Linked DNA regions of Mus musculus: region 2 is linked to region 1. Evidence: chromatin contacts called from ENCODE Hi-C data. All regions are on one chromosome and are shown on one strand. Each heading gives the region's core, a stretch centred on a gene start or an enhancer-like site at or near the end of the contact. The rest is flanking DNA. Distances are from core to core; before and after follow the strand shown.

Region 1 (4,674 bases), core at 969-3,468:
AACGTTTTGCCATAAGGTCAAAATGAAGTAGAAATTTTCTTCTCTGTCTCTCTGTCTCTGTTTCTCTCTGACTCTGTCTCTGTCTCTCTCTGTGTCTCTGTGTCTGTGTGTGTGTGTGTGTGTGTGTGTGTGTGTGTGTGTGTGTGTGTGTGTGTGTGTGATTCTGGAAGTAGAAACTCTTAGAAAAATAATTTAAAACTTTTAATTATTAAAATACTAATATTGTTTTATTAACTATTGCATTTGCATATTTCAGCACACTATTCAGATCTGCTGTCAGGATTTCAGATCATAATTAAGGTGAGGGCTCTTTCTGCATTGTTTTGCATATCATGTCTCAAAAAGAATTCATCTACTATTTAAAAGTGTGTGTGTGTGTGTGAGTATGTGTGTGTGTGTGTGTGTGTGTGTGAGTGTGTGTGTGTGTGTGTGTGTGTGTGGTGTTCACCTGTGCGTGTAACTGGTATGTATTCGTGTACATATGGACAGAATTGTTAAAATGCAGAAGGATGGTAGGGTGGTGGTCCCGTCATAGCCGTTGTGCCAAACTTAACCATGAGATCTTAATCCTTTCAGAAACTATCTTCTTGCAGTATCTCTCAGTGTGATGGGTGGGCAGTCCCCTCTCCACCCTTCTTCCCTGCTTCTTCATCTTCCCTCTCTTTCCTTTCCTCCTTTGTCTTTGCAAGCTCACATAGAACACATCTGGTTTTCAGACTGTGCTGTGAACTCTAGGCTCACTCTATTTTACCAGCTGTTCTGCCTCTCCATCCCTCCTCCCTGTAGGTAGGAGAGGAGTCAGGTAGCTGGCTCTGAATCCTGCCTCTTCTTAGTCTCTAAAAGTTACTTTGTGTAACTAATGACAACTTTTCATACATAGCATCACCTCTGGAAACAATCCACTCAGAATGATATTCATTTCGTTGTAATTTGTATCCGCACACCCCCAAATGCTGTCCCTTTAAGGAACTGGTGGGCACCGGAGAAGACACTATGCAAGAAATTAAGTCTCTGGTGGCGAAGCTGCAGTACAGGGATGAGAAAATTGAGTCCATCAGCACCTGGCTCGTGGGGGGATTCGAAAGGCTGCGTCGTCTTATGGAAGAGGACTCACCGGCCAGCCTTAGTAAAGAGGATCTCCAGAAGCTCGGTAAGATAGCACTTCAGCCGCCTTCTAGTAGCTAGTGACATCAAAATAAGGGGGTCCTCGGGAACCGGTCATCAGAGGAAGGAAAAGGGCAGTGCTCTGTGGTGCTGGGCCTCCCACCAAACACCCTTCTCACTTTGGGTCGAGTTTGTCCGAACAGCTCATCACTTCTTCCTTTCACTTGAGAAGATTTTCAAGAGAACTAAATTTTGCTCATGATTACAAAAAAGAAACTAGCGACTTTGTTTTTGAGATAGGAATCTTACTGTGGAGTCTAGTGTGGTGGGAACTCAGAATCTTCCTGCCCAGACTCCCTGAGTGCTGGGTATATAGGCCACCACACCCGATTCACAGACATTCTCTGTTGAAAAACAAAAACATGTAGTGCACATACATACATACATGCAGGCAAACACTCACACACATAAAGTAAAACCAAAATAAACCATTTAAACTAAACAAAGACAAAGTGAGCTATTCTATTTAGAGCCAATAAAATGTTACCATCAACAAGCACTTACTAACCTCCTGTCCTGAATCAAGCTCTAAGATACCACAGGGAATGAGACACTCCCTGCTCAAATGGGATTCACAGTCCAGTCCAGAGTTTGGCGGCTCCTCCCCTGACCAGGGCCAGATAGTGGTTTTGGCGCTGCCATCACTAAAGTCTCTGTAGCAGGAGTCAGGAGTTGGGGCCTCTGAGGAGCCGGAAGCTGAGCTGAGCTCTGGAGGCAGACCCCCGGCTTGCCATAGCTCTCTGCCCTTCTCAGCTCCCGGGGCACGCGACAGAATGTGGGTGGACTCAGAAGCCAGGCCCGGATTGTCCTCCTGCTGTTCACGCCTTTCTCACTTTTCCTGATTGTAGAGTTAGAAAGACAACAAACGGCGGTTATAAAATATCAAACCCATATTGACTGTTCATTGGGTGTCTGGAATCTCCCCCTGTCCCAGAGAAGCGAGTACCACTTGACCCTTGAATTATTATTATTATTCCACCACCTTACAGCCAAGGAGTCTCTGACTTGTGAATTGCTTGCAATTCTCTAGAAGCCCTGGACTGCTTCCAGTTCTGCAGCTCTCTGCTGCTCTCTGTTGGACATAGTATATCAGTACAATCTTTCAGTTCCTGCCCTTTCACACCCATTACGCTAGCTTCATTACTGTACTGCGAATCCCTGGGCAAGAGAAGAGATGGTTAGACCTAATGGGCCTCTTCTCCTGGAGATAAAGGAGCAGAAAGCACACAGAGCTGTCAGAGACAGGTGCAGATGGGAGCTGCCCAAGAGCCCCAAGTACAACTGGAAAGAGGAATGAGGTTATCAGAATGCTAGATTGCCAGAACTCACCTGAAAACTGTCAATTAACTTTGTACCTTTTCTGTCTTGTAAGCAGAAATGCACGTATACGTAAACCAAACAGTAGCAGTACTGATTACTTTTAAATTATTAAAAGTGTTTTGGGTCAAAGGGATGGCTCAGTGGGTAAAGGTCCTTAGCCATGGAGCCTGACAGACACCTGTGCCCAATACCTGAGACCTATATACACCCTACAAGTTGTCCTCTGAGCTCTGTATGCACTGTGACACATGTGCTATACTCACTGCCCCCCCATGCATGTACGTGGACACACATACTCACATACACACACACTCACACTCTCATACACACACACATACTCACACACACGCACATACACACACACACAAGGCGATGACAACTTTTAAAAGAACTTTGTTTCATAATTTCTTCCTTAATTTCAAGTCAGAGTGAAAATGAATTTAAATATACTTTCTTATATTTATTTGTATTTTTAAATCACCATTCACAGTAACAGGTTCCTGTGTGCCGTTTCCACACATAACTAGTTCTGGCTGAACCTCAATACTCAGGTGCTCCTCTCTCCCCGTCTCCGTGACCCGCCCCCCCCCCCCATGCCTTGTCCACTGCTCACCCTGTCCGTATGGGGTGCAATCATTTCCTCCTTCACATCCCATGTGGTTTTTCTCCCAGTTCCCTCCTGTGCGGCCTCTCTCTCCGCCTTCTACGGGCCCCTTTCTAGTTTCCTGCCACCTCTCCATCCCCTCTCCCACATGGAATGCACATTTAGAAAAGCTGAAAGCTTGGGATCTGCACAGAAGAGGTCTCGTCACACTTGATTTCCCAAGCCAGTGGCCCCACCTACTATTTCCACTTTCACTCATTTTCCTACAAATCTTATCACTTCCTTTTTCTCTTTATGGCAGAATAAGGTTCAACTGTATCCATGTCCCACAATCCATCATCTATCCACAGATAAAGGTTGAGGCTGAGTCCCTCCCTTGCTCTTGGGACTAGAGCAGCGATACGTGCAGATGTGTGCCCATCTCTGTGCTAGGACATGGAACGGGATAGCTGAGTCATATGGCAGTTCTGTTTTTAAACACACAGATTATCCATTTGCATTTAAGAACTATCTGTTCAGTTAAAATTCCAACTCCCTTGAGCATTCAGTTACATGCAGGTGTTTTGTATTGATCAAATAACACATTCCTTGCAGAAAGACCTTTGTAGATCATAACATGCTTTGAGAAACCAATTCTTAGCATGGTCAAAGTGGCCTTTTCATTTTATGATGGAAAAGTGACTCAATACTATTACGCCCATTTTTTTGATCATTTAATTCTGAAAAAATAACTACTTTCAATTTTATAGTTACAGTAAAATTAACATTACAGAGAGTAAAGTGAAATCATTTGTTGAATAATTCAAAGGGTATCGTGAAAACCCCACTGTGCGAGCCCTGCCCCAGGAGGCTGAGGCAGTCTGGATCCAGAGGCTCAAGGTCACCCAGGGTAGGTCATAACAGCCGTAACAAGACTGTCTTGGGAAAGCCACGCCTAACCAAACCAAACCAAACCCAAAATGCCCCTTGGGAAAACTAAGCTCTAGATAAGGGAGACTTGTAGGCCGGTGGTTCTCAACCTTCCACATCTAGGTTAGAAGGAAAAAAAAAAAAAAGAATCCACCTTGAGGCTGCATGCTAGACCAGCTTATCATGAGTATCGGGGTGAGCTCAGGCACATTTTGTTTTTGTTTTTTTTTAATTTCTACATGGCTCCAGTGAGCAGCAAAGTCCTTTAAATTCATAGTTTTGGATAAATTAAACTCATCTAGAAGTCCACATTAAGAGAGTATTTTTGCCTTTCAAATTATTCAGGTCTGAATAGCAAAGTACTCTAGCCTTAAGTTGCAATGTGTCATGAAGACCTCAAACATGATGGACGCTGAACTAGGATGAGAGCTGTTTTACAAATTTTATTATTTATTATTTATTTATTTATTTATTTATTTATGGCCCCAGATGTCCTGAAGCGTGTTCTGTAGACCAAGGCTGGCATTTGATTTTCCAAGCCTGTAGCCCCACCTGCCTCTGCCTCCTGTTTTGCATATTTTTAATAAACACATTTTATCAAACGTTACTAACATGAATAATTAGCGTGGCTATATTAATAACTTTGTTCCCATGAAGTAATTGAGTATCCCTAACAA
Region 2 (4,674 bases), core at 1,515-4,014, 870 kb before region 1:
AATGACTCTCTCCTCCTTTAGCTCGGTGGAGTTCAATAGAGCATTTTCTCTTTCCAGCTGCATTCTGCGGGTTGTTTTATGTCTCCTTTTCACATTACATGCTTAGCAGAGTCTTAGAGATAAAACCCTTCACCCTGACATACGTACTGGCTCCGGGTAGCTAAGGTATCTGAGTCCCCAGGACTTGATTTCCTTGTCTGGGGTGGGGTTGGGGGCAGATAGTTATTTCAGTGTGGCTGCTGTGAAAGATAACAAGCACAAATGTCCACACAGCACCCAAGCATCTCTTGTGTGCCCTTAATCTGCAAATATTCAAAGAAAACAGACACAGCCTTCCCACAGCTGTGTGTACAACTGTGCCATTCATTTTAGGTCCAGATTACCGACATTGCCAGGACAATGACAAAGCACAGCTTCCCTTCCCTGTGGCGTTTCATGATGAATAGTTTGTTTGTTTGTTTGTTTGTTTGTTGCTTTGAGCCTGTGGTGATCCTCCTGCCTCTGCCTCCCAAGTACTGGAATTACAAGCATCCACCACCACACTCAGAGTGACTGGCTATTATGATAACTATTGAGTTCAGGCTAGCCCCAAAACTTCCTATGTCACTGAACAATGCCTTGGACTCCAGATCTTCCTGCCTCTACCTCCTAAGTGCTGGGATTTCAGCTGTATTCCACCATGCCTGGCTCATAAGGCTCAGGCGATTGAACTCAGGGCTTTGTGCATGCTAAGCAAACATTCTGTAAACCGAAGCTACAGTCCCTATGCATGGCTGTGTGTAAGTGCGTGTGTGCCTGTGTGTGTGTGTGTGTGTGTGTGTGTGTATGTGTGTGTGTGTGTGTGAATTAAAACAACAACAACAACAACAAAAACCATCCTCAATTCCAAACAGAATTTAACTACCAGAGAGTTCCTTTTAAATTTTTATCTATGAGTTTTTTTTCTTTCTTTCTTTTTTCAAGACAGGGTCTCTCTATGTAGTTCTGGCTGTCTTGGAACTTATTATATAGACCAGGCTGTCCTTGAAGTCACAGAGATCTGCCTGGCTCTATCTCTTGAGGTACTGCAATTAAAAGTGAGTGTCACTAGGCCTGGCTTGCTTTTAAGTTTTAACATTAGTGTTTTGATATGTTTCTCCTGAAGTTACAAAAGTATCTGTTCTCTAACATTTACCTGGCACATTTAAGAAAGAAAGCAAGCAATAATAACGTTAGAAGCATGAAGGGCCACTTTGTGTGTTTTCTCATGTAATTCATAGATGATGGGTACTAAACAGCTAAAAACTAATTTCCATCCATGAGGAAATAGACAAATCATGTTTCCAGCCTTTTGGTGACATTGTTTCAGGAGTTGGTTCCTTGAAAAAGATATGACCAGTGTGACTTCTGCCATGGAATCCCACCAGGAATTCTTCTCGCCCTTGACAGTTTGTAGTGAGACATTAGTAGCATAGAGTCTTCCCTGGGCACAGGCTGCAGCTGGTTTAAACTTACCTCTGCTTCCAAGGTACCATTCTGTACCTTGCTCTAGCCCCACACAACACAGAGCACGGCTCTCAGCATTTTATGTGTGCTTACTGGCGTGCTTCAAGCAGCTGGTTTTTATTTTAGTTACAATTAGTCATACTGTTCTCTGGCCTTGGAATTCATAAGTTTTGGATGGAGAGGCTGTTCTTGAAAGCCTTCTTGAAAGTTTGCTGCTGTGGTTGTTGACAGATGAAGGATGCCCATGCATTGGCTGCGATGCATTTAGTCTATCAGGCATATTTAAAAAAAAAAGATTTATTTATTTGTTTATTTATTTCTTTATTTATTTAATGTATGTGAGTACACTGTAGCTGTACAGATGGTTGTGAGCCTTCATGTGATTGTTGGGAATTGAATTTTTAGGACCTCTGCTCATTCCGGTCAGCCCGTTCCTTCTAGTCTACTCTACTTGCTCTAGCCCAAAGATTTATTTATTATTATACATAAGTACACTGTAGCTGATTTCAGACACACCAGAAGAGGGTGTCAGATCTCATTACGGGTGGTTGTGAGCCACCATGTGGTTGCTGGGATTTGAACACAGGACCTTTGGAAGAGCAGTCAGTGCTCTTACCCACTGAGCCATCTCGCCAGCCCTATCAGACAAATTTTTAAGTATCTTGCATTGGTCCTAGCATTTCAGATGTGATTTAAGTGTGATTTGTGGGAATTTGTACCATAATTCTGATGAATTGCTTTGCATGTTAGGACTTGGGTTTCCTAGTTAAGGAATTTTTACTTATTTCAGATAAGCCAGTTGTGAGTACTGTATTTTCCACTGGCATTTCCAGTCACTTCAGTGCACTTTTATAGCTCAAAGCTTGTTTAATTTCTTGGATTTAACTGAATTCTAAACGTCTACAATTTAACCTGCAGAGTTAGTTGATGGGAAACATTTGGTATTGGTAGTAGGAGTGATTTGTTTCCCCCAACTGAACATTTAACCGAATCTTTCATTTGTGAGCCATTTCTGAATCTCTATCGTTTGCCAAGTTCCATGCTGCAGGCTGGGGTACTCATAACAAGATGGAAGATGGGCTCTTGTCCGAAAGAGATTGCTGTCAACAGGTGGGCCAGAGACCAGTCACTCACAACAGGATCGGTGGGCCAGCGACCACAACGATCACAACAGGGTCAGTGAGGAGACTGACTGTCTTGCAGCTGGGGCCCTGTGACAGTGTCTCTGAGCTGTGGAGACAGGCTGCCTAGCCAGAAGAAAACAGAGCAGAGAGCTTTCTTGTACGCCAGGTGGTGCTGCTGCTCTGCTGTAAGGGCTGCGGTCACCCGAAGATCCTGGCGTCCTGTTATCTTTGCGTTTGAACTGAAAAGCTGTTTTCTTAGCCCTCTCCCTCTCCGTGCTTTGCGTGTATTTACATCTGACTGAAAAGAACTCCCTCTCCGGAGTTCCACCTCCTATCTTACTGGGGGAATAGATAATTTTTACTTAAAGGTATTCAGGCGTTCTTGGAAAATATGGTATTTACTATTTAAATCCCCTGAGTTTTTATTTTGTGGTTTGGGATGGCCTAACGAACTTTTGGAATCTCCTTTGCTGGGGATGGGAGGGTGGGGTTGGGGGAGGCGAAGGGGGGTTGGGAAGACTGGAGTGGAGGTGGGAGGGGCTGTTCTCAGGCGCTGAATTGCAGTTTACGGTTTTTTTTTCTTTCTTTCTTTCTTTTTTCTTTTTAAAATACAATCGAAGCAGTATTTCTGGTAAGAAAAGTTATTAGGTGTTTATGGATGTTTCAAAAGACCAGGGGACGGGGGAAATGCAGATCCCATGTTAAAATGTACACCTGGGGACTCTTTAACACTTTGAACAGAACCCAAGTTGGGAGGGCATGAGCTCCTTAAAGTGGTAGTTGTTTCTACTGGGGGAGGGGGTGCTCGTTGGATGCTGCCCAGGAGCACAGGATTGCCAGGAGCAGCCCCAGGGAGGATGAGTTAGCTCGGCAGCCAGGTAGGACGGGAATGTGTGTTTTCCTCTTACTTCCGCCACATCCCACATCCTCCTGAACAGGAAGAGCACTGCCTTTTTCTGAAGGCCCCCTTTTTTATCTTCTTCCTCCAGAGAATCCAGCAGGAGGCAGCTTATAGCAGGAGGGATAACAAAAATGTATCGAAGTTCTTTAAGGCACACAGAGAGGATGTGAGGTGTTAACCTTAGAAAGCTTTAGTTTCTCCAGCGTTTGGAAATGAAGCTGCTTTGAACTGGCTTTTGCAGGGCAGGCGAGCCCTGGCCTTTGCCTCTGTGTGCTTTTCTAACTGATCCACTGTGAGATCAGTAGGGCACAATTGCAAGTTTAGTCTGTCAGTGGTCGTTTTAGCTTTCAAAGTTTGGAATGGCCTCGGAGGACGAACAGACAGACTGACCTATACGGTCTAAAATCTAAGAAAATTAAAACAGGTGTTTTTTAAGATACTGTTTTGGGATAGTGGCATGAACATGGGGTTCAGTGTTCACCTCCTTCTAACCTCTTCACTTCCAAAGTCATAAAAACTGTCACTTAATATCTCATGATAGTGTTTGTTTTTAAGCAGATTGCTCATGATTATTTAGGTATATTATAGTACATAAAGTCCATGCAATATATTCTTATTACATAGTAAATTGTAAGTATGATTGATTCATATGTGACTTTTTAGAGTGATAATGGGTATTGAGCCTAGCATCTCATACCTGCTAGATCCCTAACCCCTTTTTTTGTTTTGACACAGAATGTTACAAATTTGCCTAGACTGTCCTAGAACTTGCTCACTTTCCCGAGTAGCTAGGATTGTAAAATCATACCACCAGGCTTGACTTGTATGATGCTAATATGTGGACATAATACATACTTCTTAATAGTTAAATATTAATGTGTTCAATTGCTTTGCATTGTATATTGTAGGATTCAGCTGGCATTATAAAGACAGCTATTCAGTAAGACTTAGGGCTGTATAAATTAGCATTTACATATTCTGAGCTCAAATTAAATATTAATTTAAGTGTTCAGTTTCTGCTGAAGTTTACAAGTTATTACTTGGCATATCCATGAGCTCAAGACAGAATTATGAAAAATTAAATGAATCTGTTAATCCCCAACTTACACGGGACTTATTAAAGAAACGTTTAAAGTCTTGAGTCAATGAGTTTCTTTTATATTA

What was found. A loop is a pair of places that touch in the nucleus more often than their neighbours do.
Region 2: a loop to region 1 is called in a map of v-Abl transformed pro-B cells, with 5 times the contacts of the local background. The contact joins two enhancer-like sites. A Hi-C loop is called at or near these places in 4 of 37 maps with a recorded cell type or tissue (heart and v-Abl transformed pro-B cells).

Annotation. Positions count from the first base shown.
Region 1 is chr12:72,102,280-72,106,953 of GRCm38, reverse strand. Ccdc175 (coiled-coil domain containing 175) reads left to right here. Exons shown (of 21, transcript NM_028687.1): 18 at 257-300; 19 at 967-1,150. Among named protein-coding and RNA genes, the nearest start is that of Jkamp, 19 kb to the right of the region's middle. Within about 2 kb of position 2,218, at least 1 of the 3 ENCODE cell types and tissues checked has a DNase peak (open chromatin) inside an H3K27ac peak, as active enhancers do.
Region 2 is chr12:72,975,013-72,979,686 of GRCm38, reverse strand. No RefSeq gene overlaps it. Among named protein-coding and RNA genes, the nearest start is that of Six6, 37 kb to the right of the region's middle. Within about 2 kb of position 2,764, at least 1 of the 3 ENCODE cell types and tissues checked has a DNase peak (open chromatin) inside an H3K27ac peak, as active enhancers do.